Regions from separate parts of the Mus musculus genome. Here region 2 is linked to region 1. The links are chromatin contacts, found by POLR2A ChIA-PET in ENCODE. All regions are on one chromosome and are shown on one strand. The core of a region is the stretch at or near the end of the contact, and the rest is flanking DNA. Distances in the headings are between cores, read along the strand shown.

Region 1 (6,029 bases), core at 1,541-4,040:
TCTCCTTCTCCTAGTATATACGACCTCATATACACTAGAATAGCACCTTAACACCCAGTATGTCAGGGACAGAACAGGTCAATCAGCAGCCGTCTCCTTTGCTTCCAGGGAGCCTTCTGTCTTCCAGGGAGCCTCGCCTTCTGTCTCCTGTTGAGACAGCCTGGCTGCTCAGGCAGGGGACAGGGGAGGAAGTGGAGGATGTTTTAAGATCTCACCCAGTCCTGGGTAGGGTGGGAGGATATCTTAAGAAGAAGAAACAGGAAGCACTGGGGATTTGCTTGCTTGCTTGCTTGTTTTTGAGACAGGGTTTCTCTGTGTAGCTCTGGCTGCCCAGGAACTCCCTCACTCTGTAGACCCCTCTGCCTCTCCTGGGATTAAATTAGTGCCCCACCAGGCCTGGTTTAACCCAGGGCTTTTGAATGTTAGATATGTGTTCTACTCAGATTTACACTCCAGCCCTTTATTTTTTCTTACATCTATTATTAGTGTGTGTGAGATTGGCAGCCCTTCCGTGGAGTGCTTGTGGGCGTCAGCGGGCAGCTTTCGGGGTTCTTCCTGTTGGGCCCGCTGCTGGCTGCGGAGCTCCTGTCCTCAGGCCGCACAGAAGCAGCTTATGCCCCCCCCCCCACCCGCCTGGCTCGCCTTGAACGTTCTCTGTCATCTCAATAGGCCTTGAATTTTCAATCTTTCCACCCCAGCCCTCCAAGAACCTGAGATTACAAACCTGTGCGAACATGGGCTAAGCATGGGAGAGTAGAGTTATCAGGAGAGGGGGTGCTGTGGGCAGAGGTGGAGGGTGGAGCAGCCTGGTTAAACTGTGCCACATACTTAACTTTTTCCTTTCCTTCCTTCCTTCCTTTCTTTCTTTCTTTCTTTCTTTCTTTCTTTCTTTCTTTCTTTCTTTCTTTCTTTCTTTCTTTCTAAAAAGATGTATTTCTTTTATTTATATGGGTGCTCTATCTGTACTGCATGCCAGAAGAGGGCATCAGATCACCATGTGGTTGCTAAGAATTGAACTCAGGTCCTCCGGAAGAGCAGCCAGTGCTCTTAACCACTGAGCCATCTCTCTAGGCCCTCCTTTTTCTATTTTTTTGAGACAGGGTCTTGCTATATAGCCCAGGCTGGCCTCTCAAGTTCTCGAGTCGCTAGTGGTAGGATTATAGGCATGAGCCACCATACCTGGCTCAACACCTATTTATTGATCCTAGGCTGGGTGGGAAGTACACAGAGCAATAAACAAAACAGAAGCAGTTCCTGCCCACATGCAGCAGCCACAACAGCAGGAAGCACAAATATTAAACACAGAGGAAACTGGGACACACCATGGCTCAAAGCCTAGGGTTTTCTCTGCTGAGGGAACCTTTGCTGTTGAGCCCAGGAAGAGAAGTCAGCATGGGAGAAGCAGGCTACAGCCTTGGAAGCAGCCAGAGTGGCCGCTAAGAGCCTGGCAGGGCTATGGAGATAGGTGATCATGTGGGGTAGGAGACAGTGAAGACCTCTGTGGGACCTGGATCCTCAAAGTTCCTGATCAAGAGACTGGACTTTGCCAGGAGAGTTAAGCCCACCGGGGGGGGGGGGGGGGGCGGGTCACTGAGGACTGTGTCTGGACAGTGAAAGGAGGACAGTGGAGACAGAAGGAGGGCCACTTTGCCATCTGTTTGGGAAATGAAGCAGCCAGAATCCACCGAAGACGTGAGCAAGTGAGGAGGAGAGGATGCTGGTAATCCCCTAACTCCCAGTCTAACAGAGAACTGGACACCTCTGCGTTGTATGCAGCTTGCCTTGGATGTGGAAAGGGAAAGCCGCCTCCTCCCCGGAGGCTCTAGGAAAGAAGCACTTGGAGAGGGAGAGGAGCCTAGAAAAACAAAGAGGGGCTAGGTAACAAACACACCCTCCCCACTACCCACAGGCCCGCAGGGGGATGGGCAAGGGTTGCTCTAGGCATTTGAACTACCTCCCAGAGCAAGGTGAATGCGTCCCAGCTGAAAATCTTCATCCTTCCACACTGTCTGGGTAATTGGTAAAATGTACATAAACCAAACCCCGCGTAGTACTTAAGCCTTCCCAGGGCTTCCCAGTTCATCCCTTCAGCTCTGCCTCCCCACCCCTTACCGCACAAGGCTCGGGACACCCCATTCACCCATATTCGCCTACCCCCATTGTGCTTCTGCTTCTGCCCCTCCTTCTGACAAGTCCATCCTTCCACCCTTTTCTGTCCCAGAACCTTCTCATCTTTCCATGTATTTACGAAGGTCAGTGAAGGATCCTGAAAGCAAAATGAACAGCCCCTTCTCATCGCTCTTGAAGCGAGTTACGTTTTTTGAGGGGAGCTGGTGGTTGCTGCCACAACAGAATCCCCAGCCCAGATTGAGCGCGGACTATCTTGATTTGACCCTGTAACCCCACACACTAAAGTTAGCGACCCGGGAGGGTCTACACTTCCCACGTTAGGGCTCTGGTCCAGAGCTCGATCCTTGGTGCAGACACCTTGCTCCTCCATCTAGTATGCCCTTCACCTATGCCCAGTGCAGCCCAGTGGAGCTGCAGAGCTCTGCAGGGTGTGCAGGGCTCGGGTTCGGGTGGGAGAATCAGACCTGAGGAAGGACACAGGAGCAAGCCCTCCGCAGTCACGTGACCCGGGCCACACCCAATGAACCGACTAGATCACGTGACACCGAGCTTAGGAACGTTTTTCTCACGTGACGGAGAAACCCCGGGTGAACCAATAAGGAAGCGGAGGCCAGGCCGGCAGCGGGGAGGGGACGGTGCGCGGGAAGGGAACTTTAGGCAGTCGTAGTAGCTGCTGGGACTCATTATATGTCCTATCCCGTCCCGGTTCGTGTGCAAAACAAGCTCGATTTTTGTGCTTATGTACTATGAAGTGCCTGATCACCGGGGGCAACGTGAAGGGTAAGTTTGGACCTACCTTGCAGCAGACCACGTGAGCAAGCCCCAGGAGTCCCCCTAACCACTTTCTGTTCTCCTCCCCGCAGTGCTGGGCAAGGCTGTCCATTCGCTATCCCGAATCGGGGACGAGCTCTATCTGGAACCCTTGAAGGACGGGGTAAGGGACTGGGACGCAGGGATGGGGGCGGATTCAATGGTGAATGGGGAGCCTAGGCTTGGTGTTCATTCGGCCTTACAGGGATGGTGGACAGATATTCCGGCGCAGTTTATTATCTCTTGGGTTGTTCGGACATCGGCTTGGGCCCAGTCTTCTGAGGCTGCATGTCTATACAGAGGGTACTTGCTCTTCCTAGAACGCCTAGTGGCAGGCAAGGTGGGGCTAAAGTAACTTAAGGGAAAAGCAATTTTGCCTGCTTTTTGTGTCTCAGCTCTCCCTACGGACTGTGAACTCGTCCCGTTCTGCCTATGCCTGCTTCCTTTTTGCCCCACTCTTCTTCCAGCAGTACCAGGCGGCTTCCCCTGGTCAGGACCTGCTGCGCTGTAAGATCCTGATGAAGGTAAGGGCCACCTGAAGCAGCTCCACAGCTGTGCCTCTGTGCCAGGTACTCAGTAAATGATGAGTTTGACTAGGGAGTTAGTCTCATATGGGAGCTATTCCATGCAACATGCAGTGAGGTAAAGATGTTTAGACCGTAGAGGGCTATCTAAGATCTGTGGAGAGGGTGGTGACATTGGTCAAGAAAAGGTTAGTGGCCCTTCCCAGCAAAGAGACCAGCATGGGCAAGGCAGCATGGGAGTGTGCAGACACCACAGCTTTGTGGGGCCAGTGATGGGGCCAGGGCCTACATGGGATGTAGAGCTGGGCCGTGGAAGCAGTGTGCCAGACTGATGTCCTACCCTGCCCAGGCCTTCCTGTCCGTCTTCCGCTCTCTGGCAATTGTGGAGAAGTCTGTGGAGAAGTGCTGTATCTCCCTCAGTGGCAGCCACAGCCACCTGGTGGTCCAGCTCCACTGCAAGTATGGTGAGCAAGCGGCCTGCCCAAAGAGTTCCTCTGTGGGTGTGGAGGCAGTGGCAGTGGAGGTTGCCAAGCCCTGAGACCATTTCCCTTATCCAGGGGTCAAGAAGACACACAACCTCTCCTTCCAGGACTGTGAGTCCCTGCAGGCTGTCTTCGACCCAGCCTCATGCCCTCACTTATTGCGCACCCCAGCACGGTAAGCACCCCTGCTTCAAACTTCGCCTGAGTCTCTCCTACCTTTAGGGCTTTAATGTCATTCTAGGAATGCTCCATTTTCAGCAGGCCTGGCTAGCCTATGCCTGTCATCGTAGCAGTTCTTAGATTGAGGTGGGAGGATCAGAAGTTTCTAGGAAACTTCACTGGGAAGGCCATTGAGTTTCTAGGTAGCCTAAGCAGTGAGACTCTTTCTCAAAAAAAGGGTGCATGTGCTGGCGAGATAACTCAGTAAAATGGTTGACGTGCAAGCCTGAAGGCCTGGTTTTGAGTCCCACTTATATAAAAATGTGTATTAATTGGGTGGTGGTGGTGGTGGATGCCTTTAGTCCCAGCACTTAGGAGGCAGAGGCAGGCAGATCTCTGTGAGGCCAGCCTGGTCAACAGAGCAAGTTCCAGGACAGGCAGGGCTACAGAGAGAAACCCTGTCTTTAAAAAAAAAAAGTGTGTGTGTTGGGGGGGGGGCACAAAACCAAACCCCCAGATGGACAGCCCTGAGACGCAGCATCACTGAGCACATCTTCCGGCTTCTGCCCGTGCATGTTCACAGTTCACACAAAACACAAAAGCACCTTTGTCTTTGGGGGCAGGAGGGACGGGGACTCAGGGTTTCTATGTCGAGGCCACACAACTCAGTACATATTTGGACCCTTACCTTGCTCTTCAAAAGCAGGAGCTGCTGCCTCTCTGTCATTTCCACTGACTGTGGGGTCCTGCCATCTGTATCCCAGAGGCCTGCTCCAACTGCTTTTCTAGAGAGCCTATGACCTGCCTGCAGCTCTCTTGTATGACCTGGAAAACCCTGAAGGCCTGTCCTGGACCCTGTGTTATAGAGTTCAAAGCACTCTGACCTCTCATTCTTCTGGTAGTATTCCCCCTTCTGGTGGCTTCTTCCTAATTGCCAGGGCTCTAGACTTTGGGCCAAAAGAACCTGGGCAAGGAGGCTGGAGTCTAGGAGGGCTGCTGCACAGCCCACCAGTCAGTATCAAGACACAGCGTGGCAAGGGGAATGTGCTTCCAGCAGAGACTAAGGTCACTCAAGATAAGCCCAGGATGCAGTGGACTCTCCCCTGCCTGTGCGGGACACTGTTTGCATCCAAGTAGCCCAAGGTCCCATTCATTTCTCAGAATAAAAGTCCCTTCAGTTCCCAAAGTTAGCTTCCCCAGGCAGGGTCTGTTAATAGTGGTAAGAGTTCCTTTTTGGAGGGGCTATTCCTTTTTTTCCCCCATAAATACTGGCAATAGAATCCAGGACCCTGTATTTGCTAGGTACTCTGTATCTCTGAGCTAAATTCCCAGCCCTAACTGCTTCTCTTTCTCACATACGGTTTCAAATATAGAAGTCAGTACGATAGCTCAGCAGTTAAGGCCGTTGCTTTAAGCCTGCCCAGTTGAGTTGTCAGGTTTTAAATCCTCAGAACCTACGTGGTAGAATGGACCCAGTGGGCTGTTGTCAGTCTCCACATGTGCACCAAGGCATCGCAACCGCACTTCTCTCCACAGCACACACACCCACACAAAATAATTTTTAAAAATTCAAATATAGATGCCAGCTGCCCCCACCCCCCACCCCATGCTAGGGAGAGAACCCAAAGACTGTGATCTTGAGGCAAAGCTAGGAGTTACTTTTCTGTAAATGTTCAGCAACATATATCCTTAGAGGTGGAAGCCAAGACTTGGCTTGGTGGTCCACACCTTTAATCCCAGATCTTGGGAAGAAAAGGTAGGCAGATCTCTGAGTTCAAGGCCAGTCCTAGATAGACCCTGTCTCAAAAAACAACCAAAACTCTGCCGTCCATTTCTGTGTGTGGTGCGGGGTATTGCTGTTTTACACAGGGTGTTGTTAAGCCCCTGGGCTCAGCAGCTGGCTTGGGTGTGGTAGTGCACACTG
Region 2 (6,298 bases), core at 1,994-4,493, 82 kb before region 1:
AACCCTGGGCTGGGTGAGGCTCACCTGCCCAGGACCACAGTGGGACAGCCTGGGCAGGTGGGTGGCACAGCATAAGAACCCAGCTGGGGCCAGCCCTCCCTGTCCTGGCTGGTCAGTGTGCCCCCACCCACACTGTCCAGCCCCTTAGCCCATGTCATGTCAGTGGCCACTGCCCACAGGTGCCACCTTGCCCACCGCATGACCCCTTGTGCCAGTCGCGCAGCTGTGTGTGGTGTCGCGCCCTCTCCCCTTGGGGGCTGGGTGGGCACACCCTCCCCTCTTGTCTACTCACTCCTAGGGCGTTTCTTTGCCGATTTTTGAATGTGATTTTAAAGAGTGGAAAATGAGACTATGCGTTTTTATAAAAAATGGTGCCTGACTCCTCGCTGTCTCAGACTCTTTGTGCCTGGTGACTATTTTTCAGTCACTTCAGTCTGGGGCCTGAAAGGGGAGGAGCTTAGTAACCCGTCCTCCCCTCCCTGGTGGAGTAATTATTCCGCTCGCCTCCCACATAAGCAGGAGTAGCCGTAGTAGTTCTCGTCAGCTGTCATGGTTGGAATGGCTGGGGGTATACTGGTTTCAGCAAGTTGCCCCTGCACGTCAAGCACTGTGTTAATCCCCACTCCTCTCGGCACACATCTGTTTTCTCTTCCACACTGCATCTCTTGAGCCTTTGGCTGTGTCTGGCTGGCACTGGCCTCACTGTGTAAGCTCTCCTGGCCTCTGGCTTGAGCATCAGCATCAAGCCTGTGCTCCCAGGAATGACCTTCCTCTTCCTGTGCCCCTGCTCCAGGCCTGGCCAGAGACAGCCTGTGAGCACCACTGCCCTTCCTGTTCAGTGCACAGAGGAGGAGAGAATTCTGGGGCAGATGCTGTGAGGTCTTGGATGAAATGGCATTTGAGCTGTACCTCCAGCATTAGTGTAGTCATTCGTAGAGATGCTTCTAAGATCAGGAATGGTCAAGCACTTAAGACAGCAAACTGCAATGGAAGGAACCAGGCCTTGGGGCCCTGAAAGGCCAGCCTTAACTTAGCACAGTCCCAGATCACTCAGTGACTGCATCCTGGAGCGTTGAACAGACCGGGGGCTGAACTTGCTTGGCTCTGGGTGGTTAGCAGATGTTAGCCTCAGACTCACTGTGTAGCTAAGGATGGCCTTGAACTCCTCGCCCTTCTGCCCCCACTTCCCAAGTGCTGGAATTACAGGGGTTTGCTACCATGTCTAGCTAGGTCTCAAGTTTTAGGGCAGGCTGCAGTCATTAGAACTGGCTCTAAAACAAATAGCTGGTCACTGCAAGAAGTGGGGAGATAGGACCATTGCTTCTGTCCAGGAAAGATGTTCTTGTAATTGGTGATTGTGAAGGAAGAGGTGAAAGACGCCAGAGAGGAAAAAATGGAACAGTGTAGTAAGCCAGGCCACACTGAGGGAGCGTGTGAGGGAGGCCATGTTGTTGGTCAAGAGGTAAGGTGGAGCTGAACATGGCAGAGCACACATTTAATCCCAGCACTTTTGTGAGTTTGGGTCTAGTCTGGTCCTCAGAGAGAGAGTTCCTGGACAGTCTGGGCTAGTTAGTGAGACCCTGTCTCAAAAGACAAAACAACAAAAAAGAGGTGATGATAGCTCAGAGCACAGCTGGCCTGGAAGGAAGAGAGAAAGGCGTTTGGACTTGGCTTCTGACACCCTAATATGGCAGCATGGAATACCTAAGACCAGAGGTGTCCTGGAAGTGATATCAGATGGGAGTGGACAAGCTGTCAGCTAGGAGAGGGAGGTCCATGTGGAAAGAAGGGTCGATGTCAGAGCAGTAAAGACTGGCGGAGAGATGCTCAAGACTGCAGCAAGTCCTAGGCCGTCCAGGGCCAGGGTGACGATGCTGAGGAGGAAGTCTCTGACAGAAGCAGAGACCAGCAGGACCTAACTGCAGAGCTCTGGACCTTTAGAAGCTCAGGGCCTTGAGTTCCTCCCAAAGTCCAGACATCGTAGATGACCTGACCACAGCACACACGGTGGGTAGCCTAGATCCCGGACTGCTATAAACCACCCGATCGCAGGGAGAAAGGTGGCAATCAGGCTGAAGAGATGAGGACATCCTTGGGCAGGAAGGGAACCTCAGTTAGATGGCCTTTCTCCATCACACTAAGTTTAACAGATAGGGAGGTGGAGCCATCCGATGAAGGTGTTTGCTGCCAAACCTGACAACCTGAGTTAAAGGATGGGAGAGAACCAACTCTCAAAAGTTGGTTTTTCACCTCCACACTCATGAGCACCCCCACACAAAAATGAATGTAAGATTTAAAAATAGAGAAACAGACCAGAGTCAGTTTTGGAAAGTCTGGTTTACCCCCTCGCCACCCAGCAAGACCAGGATCAGAGAACCCATGGTAGGACTGAAGATAACCAAGGGTCCCAACTAAGCTGGCTGGCTGCTTGAACCCTAGATCCTGTGTGAGTGGAAGTGCCAGCCTTGTTTCGAAATTCTCCTTCCTTCCCTGTTGGCAGTAAAATGCAGCCTCTGCAAAATGGACTCCTGTGGTGGTAGCGTGCACCCTGGCCGATCACCCAGCCAGGAAGCTGAGCTTATGTCCCCCAACCCCAACAATATTCCTGTTCCTGATTCCTTGCTGTCTTCCAGGCATCAAGGCCAGACAGATCCTCGGGAAAGAAAGCTTTGACTGGTCAGCATTAGGGGTTGCTGCGGGGTGCCCATCTCCAGAAGCTAAGCGCCTGTGCTGGCAGGGATGAGGTCAAGATTTCCCATCCCACCCGCCTATAAAAGACAAGTCGGTGCTGATGGAACTCAGGAGTGGGCTAGACAGAAGGACACATTGTCAGCGGGGGTGGGGGGGGGTGGGGGCGGGGGGGGCTGCAAGAACAACAGACCCTGGCCCAATCCCAGTGCCACCGAGCCTACCCCACTCCCCTTCCGTTCCCTCCTCCCTCACCTTTCTGACCACTAAGAGATTTGCCCAGGGCCTGGGGCGCCCCCTGCGGGCACGGGTGGAGCTGCAGCTATGCCCCGCCCTCCGGAACAACCCCACCGACCATGGCGCTTCAAAATGAAGTTCCGGCTGTTCCTGGGGCGCATGTGGTTGCCCTGGAGACTGGACAGCACCCCACACACACTCCGCCCGCCCCCAGCGCGCAGGCCTGCAGTGGTTGCCGTAGCTACGGGAGGCGAGGGTGTGCGAAGCCCGACGCCACGCCCTAACTCCATGTAGCCCCGCCCCCAGATCCCCGCCCCGCCCTCCCTGCCGCCTTCGCTCTTGCTGCGGCGGCTTCTAGCAGGGGTCCGCGGGGCTGCAGCGGGTGCGGCTGAGGTGCGGCTCAGAGCGGAGGAGCAGGGGACGTGCCAGGCGCAGGCCAAGAAGGGCTGGGCCTTTCGCTCGGGATGCGGTGCTGAAGCCCAGCATGGCCGGCCTGGGCCCCACCTTCCCGCTGCACCGGCTAGTCTGGGCGAACCGGCACCGCGAACTGGAGGCCGCACTGCACAGCCGCAAGGTGAGGCCCTGAAGGGGATCCGATTCGGTTGGTTTCCTCCCCAAGCCCCGGTGCCAAAGTACGGAATCTACTCCGCAGCTCACCGCCCCTGCTGTGCTCCGCAGCTGCATCCTGACTCCTTAGGTCCAGCTCTTTCCAAATCCCTGGTCACCTGCCCTCGAGCTTGAGCATTTGTTTAGCGCATCTCCCTTGGTTGGGCCTTGCTCTGCTATCTGCCCCCTTCGTATTGCGTTAAGCTCAGGATTCACCCTCATCACCTCTGAGCTAGAATGAGGACAAGAACCGTGTTCTAGCCCTCAAGCTGGTCTAAACTCTCAGCATCCCTAGCCTGAATCTGTCTTGCTAGACTCCACCACCAGGCCCTCAACTCTGGATAGCAGAGGGCAGAAGAAATGAGCAGTTCCTTCCCACTGGCCCTTACTGTCCCCTTTACCCCGACACTTTCCAGTCCACATAGGCCACACTCTTATCTTCTCACTGACCTGGTTACCCATAGTAACTCCAGCCCTTTTCAATCCAGTGACCTCCTTGCTTTGGCCCTCTCTTGCCTTGTATTGAGTGACCCATCTCCCTTAGCACGACATTGAGCAGGAGGACCCCCAAGGGCGAACCCCCCTGGAGCTTGCTGTGACCTTGGGGAACTTGGAGTCTGTGAGAGTCCTCCTCCGACATAATGCCAACGTGGGCAAAGAGAGCCACCAGGGCTGGGCAGGTACTGTGCAGGGCAGAGGGTCCTCCCTTGAGACTAGCTTCCAGGTTGGTGAATGGGGGGCAGGGGGAGTAAGTAACCGTGCCTGGGGGCGCTAAGAGGGCTACCCCAGCAGTTGCTCATCTCCAGTCCTGCAGGAGGCAGTCAGCACTGGAGACCCTGAGATGGTACAGTTGGTACTCCAGTATCGGGACTTCCAGAGGGCCACACAGAGGTTGGCTGGCATTCCAGAACTGCTCAACAAACTCCGTCAGGTATTACCATAGAGTAAAGAAGTGGGGTATAACAGGCGCTCCGTCTTCCTGTGATAAGCCTGGCCTTGGAGGAGTATCTAGGTTGTGCGAGACGCTTTCCCACCATCTGTGTCTCAACCTCTGCCAAGGGTCATGTAAGAAATATGGGATCCCAGGCCCATGCAGATGAGACTGGGTCTTTTGCAAGGAAGACATTCACCAGCACTAAGGGTCCCTGATACCAGGAATCTCTTGGATAGAATGGTAGGCCTTGGGTCACCTAGAGAATGTAAATTTCCAGAAAGGTGACTGGGTAGAGATGGCCTGGACCCTGGAGTGCCTAGTCCTGTGCATCCGAAGCACACAAAGGACAGAGGCACAGTTGTGCTCCTCACATGTGGGAAGGTCTGGAAGGATCATTGTGTTCTCTTTACAGATAAAGGACTCAGACACAGAAAAGACAGAGGACCTCGTAGGGCCCCACAGTGGGCTATGGCCCATGTCAAAACTAGCTCTAGGCCCCCAATGCTTATAACTTTTATATGTGTAGATCATTTTAGGGCCTACTTGGGCTCTCTCCTTGGCATGGTTTGTTTGGAGTGGGAGTATAGCTGGGCCACAGCAGTGCATCAGAATTTGTGGGCTCCCAAAGAGTAGTTGTGAGGCCCAAGGCCTACTTGGCTGTGGCACCAGGCCATGGCTCCTAACAGGCAGCTCTGGTTTTTCTTAGGCCCCTGATTTCTACGTGGAAATGAAATGGGAGTTCACTAGCTGGGGTGAGTGGGGCTCAGTTGACCGCAGAGACTTGGAGTGGGCCATTTGGGGGGAGATTCCCAATGACTCTGAGACTTCTTTCAGTACCTCTTGTGTCCAAGATGTGCCCGAGCGATGTGTACCGTGTGTGGAAGCGGGGTGAGAGTCTGCGGGTGGACACTAGTCTCTTGGGCTTTGAGCACATGACCTGGCAGCGTGGCCGAAGGAGCTTCATCTTCAGGGGTCAGGGTGAGCTGTCTGTCACCTCAGATTCCCTGGTGGCTTTTAAGCATGTGTCCTTCTCTCTCTGTGCTCTCTGAACGTGGAGACCGAAGCTGAGGGTGGAGGGGATCCAGGGCCTGGGGGTTTATCTACTTAGCAACAGTTGGCTGAGGAGAGCTCACTGGTAGGACCTGGCACTAATATGGCCTCCTCCTGTGACACCCCTGCGGCTGACAGAGGCGGGAGCCTTGGTGATGGAAGTGGATCATGACCGGCAGGTGGTGCACACAGAGACCCTAGCTCCAGCTCTGCATGAACCAGAAGCGCTGCTGGCTGCCATGCGGCCTAGTGAGGAGCACGTGGCCAGTCGGCTCACCTCTCCTATTGTCTCCACCCACCTGGACACTCGCAATGTAGCCTTTGAGAGGTCAGTTGGGGCCTGGTACTATGGGTGGGGAAGGAGGAGAGATAAGAAGACACTTTTTTTTTTTTTTAAAGTTACGGACAGTCTCACTGTGTAGCCCAGGCTGGTCTTGAACCAGAGACCCTCCTGCTTCAAATCCTGAGTACCTTTATAAGTATGTGTCATCGTGCTCAGTGTAAACCACCATTGATAAAAGCACTGCCCACAGGGTCCCTGACACCCATGGGAGGCTGACCCTGCATCACTAGAGGCTGATTAGGTTGAGGAGCAGGGGTTCTATGGCTCCTATTAACATATGTGCCATCCCAACATTTTTTTTTTCGAGACAGGGTTTCTCTGTGTAGCCCTGGCTGTCCTGGAACTCACTCTGTAGACCAGGCTGGCCTTGAACTCAGAAATCTGCCTGCCTCTGCCTCCCAAGTGCTGGGACTAAAGGCGTGCGCCACCGCACCCGGCTA

What was found. ChIA-PET counts read pairs that join two places held with the same protein, here RNA polymerase II (POLR2A).
Region 2: POLR2A ChIA-PET joins it to region 1 with 14 read pairs in embryonic stem cell. The contact joins the promoter of Ankrd13d here to the promoter of Rad9a in region 1. POLR2A ChIA-PET finds 5 or more read pairs at or near these places in 3 of 5 experiments (Patski and embryonic stem cell).

Annotation. Positions count from the first base shown.
Region 1 is chr19:4,198,364-4,204,392 of GRCm38, reverse strand. It overlaps Rad9a (RAD9 checkpoint clamp component A), which reads left to right and starts at 2,790. Exons shown (of 11, transcript NM_011237.2): 1 at 2,790-2,910; 2 at 2,994-3,064; 3 at 3,336-3,464; 4 at 3,814-3,928; 5 at 4,022-4,121. The coding sequence starts at 2,877. It overlaps Gm30082 (a long non-coding RNA gene), which reads right to left and starts at 2,685. Exons shown (of 4, transcript XR_388289.3): 1 at 2,595-2,685; 2 at 2,155-2,266; 3 at 1,955-2,009; 4 at 1,153-1,855.
Region 2 is chr19:4,280,082-4,286,379 of GRCm38, reverse strand. It overlaps Ankrd13d (ankyrin repeat domain 13 family, member D), which reads left to right and starts at 3,243. Exons shown (of 15, transcript NM_026720.2): 1 at 3,243-3,499; 2 at 4,076-4,211; 3 at 4,338-4,462; 4 at 5,172-5,217; 5 at 5,300-5,443; 6 at 5,654-5,843. The coding sequence starts at 3,410. It overlaps Grk2 (G protein-coupled receptor kinase 2), which reads left to right. Exons shown (of 21, transcript NM_001290818.1): 21 at 1-381.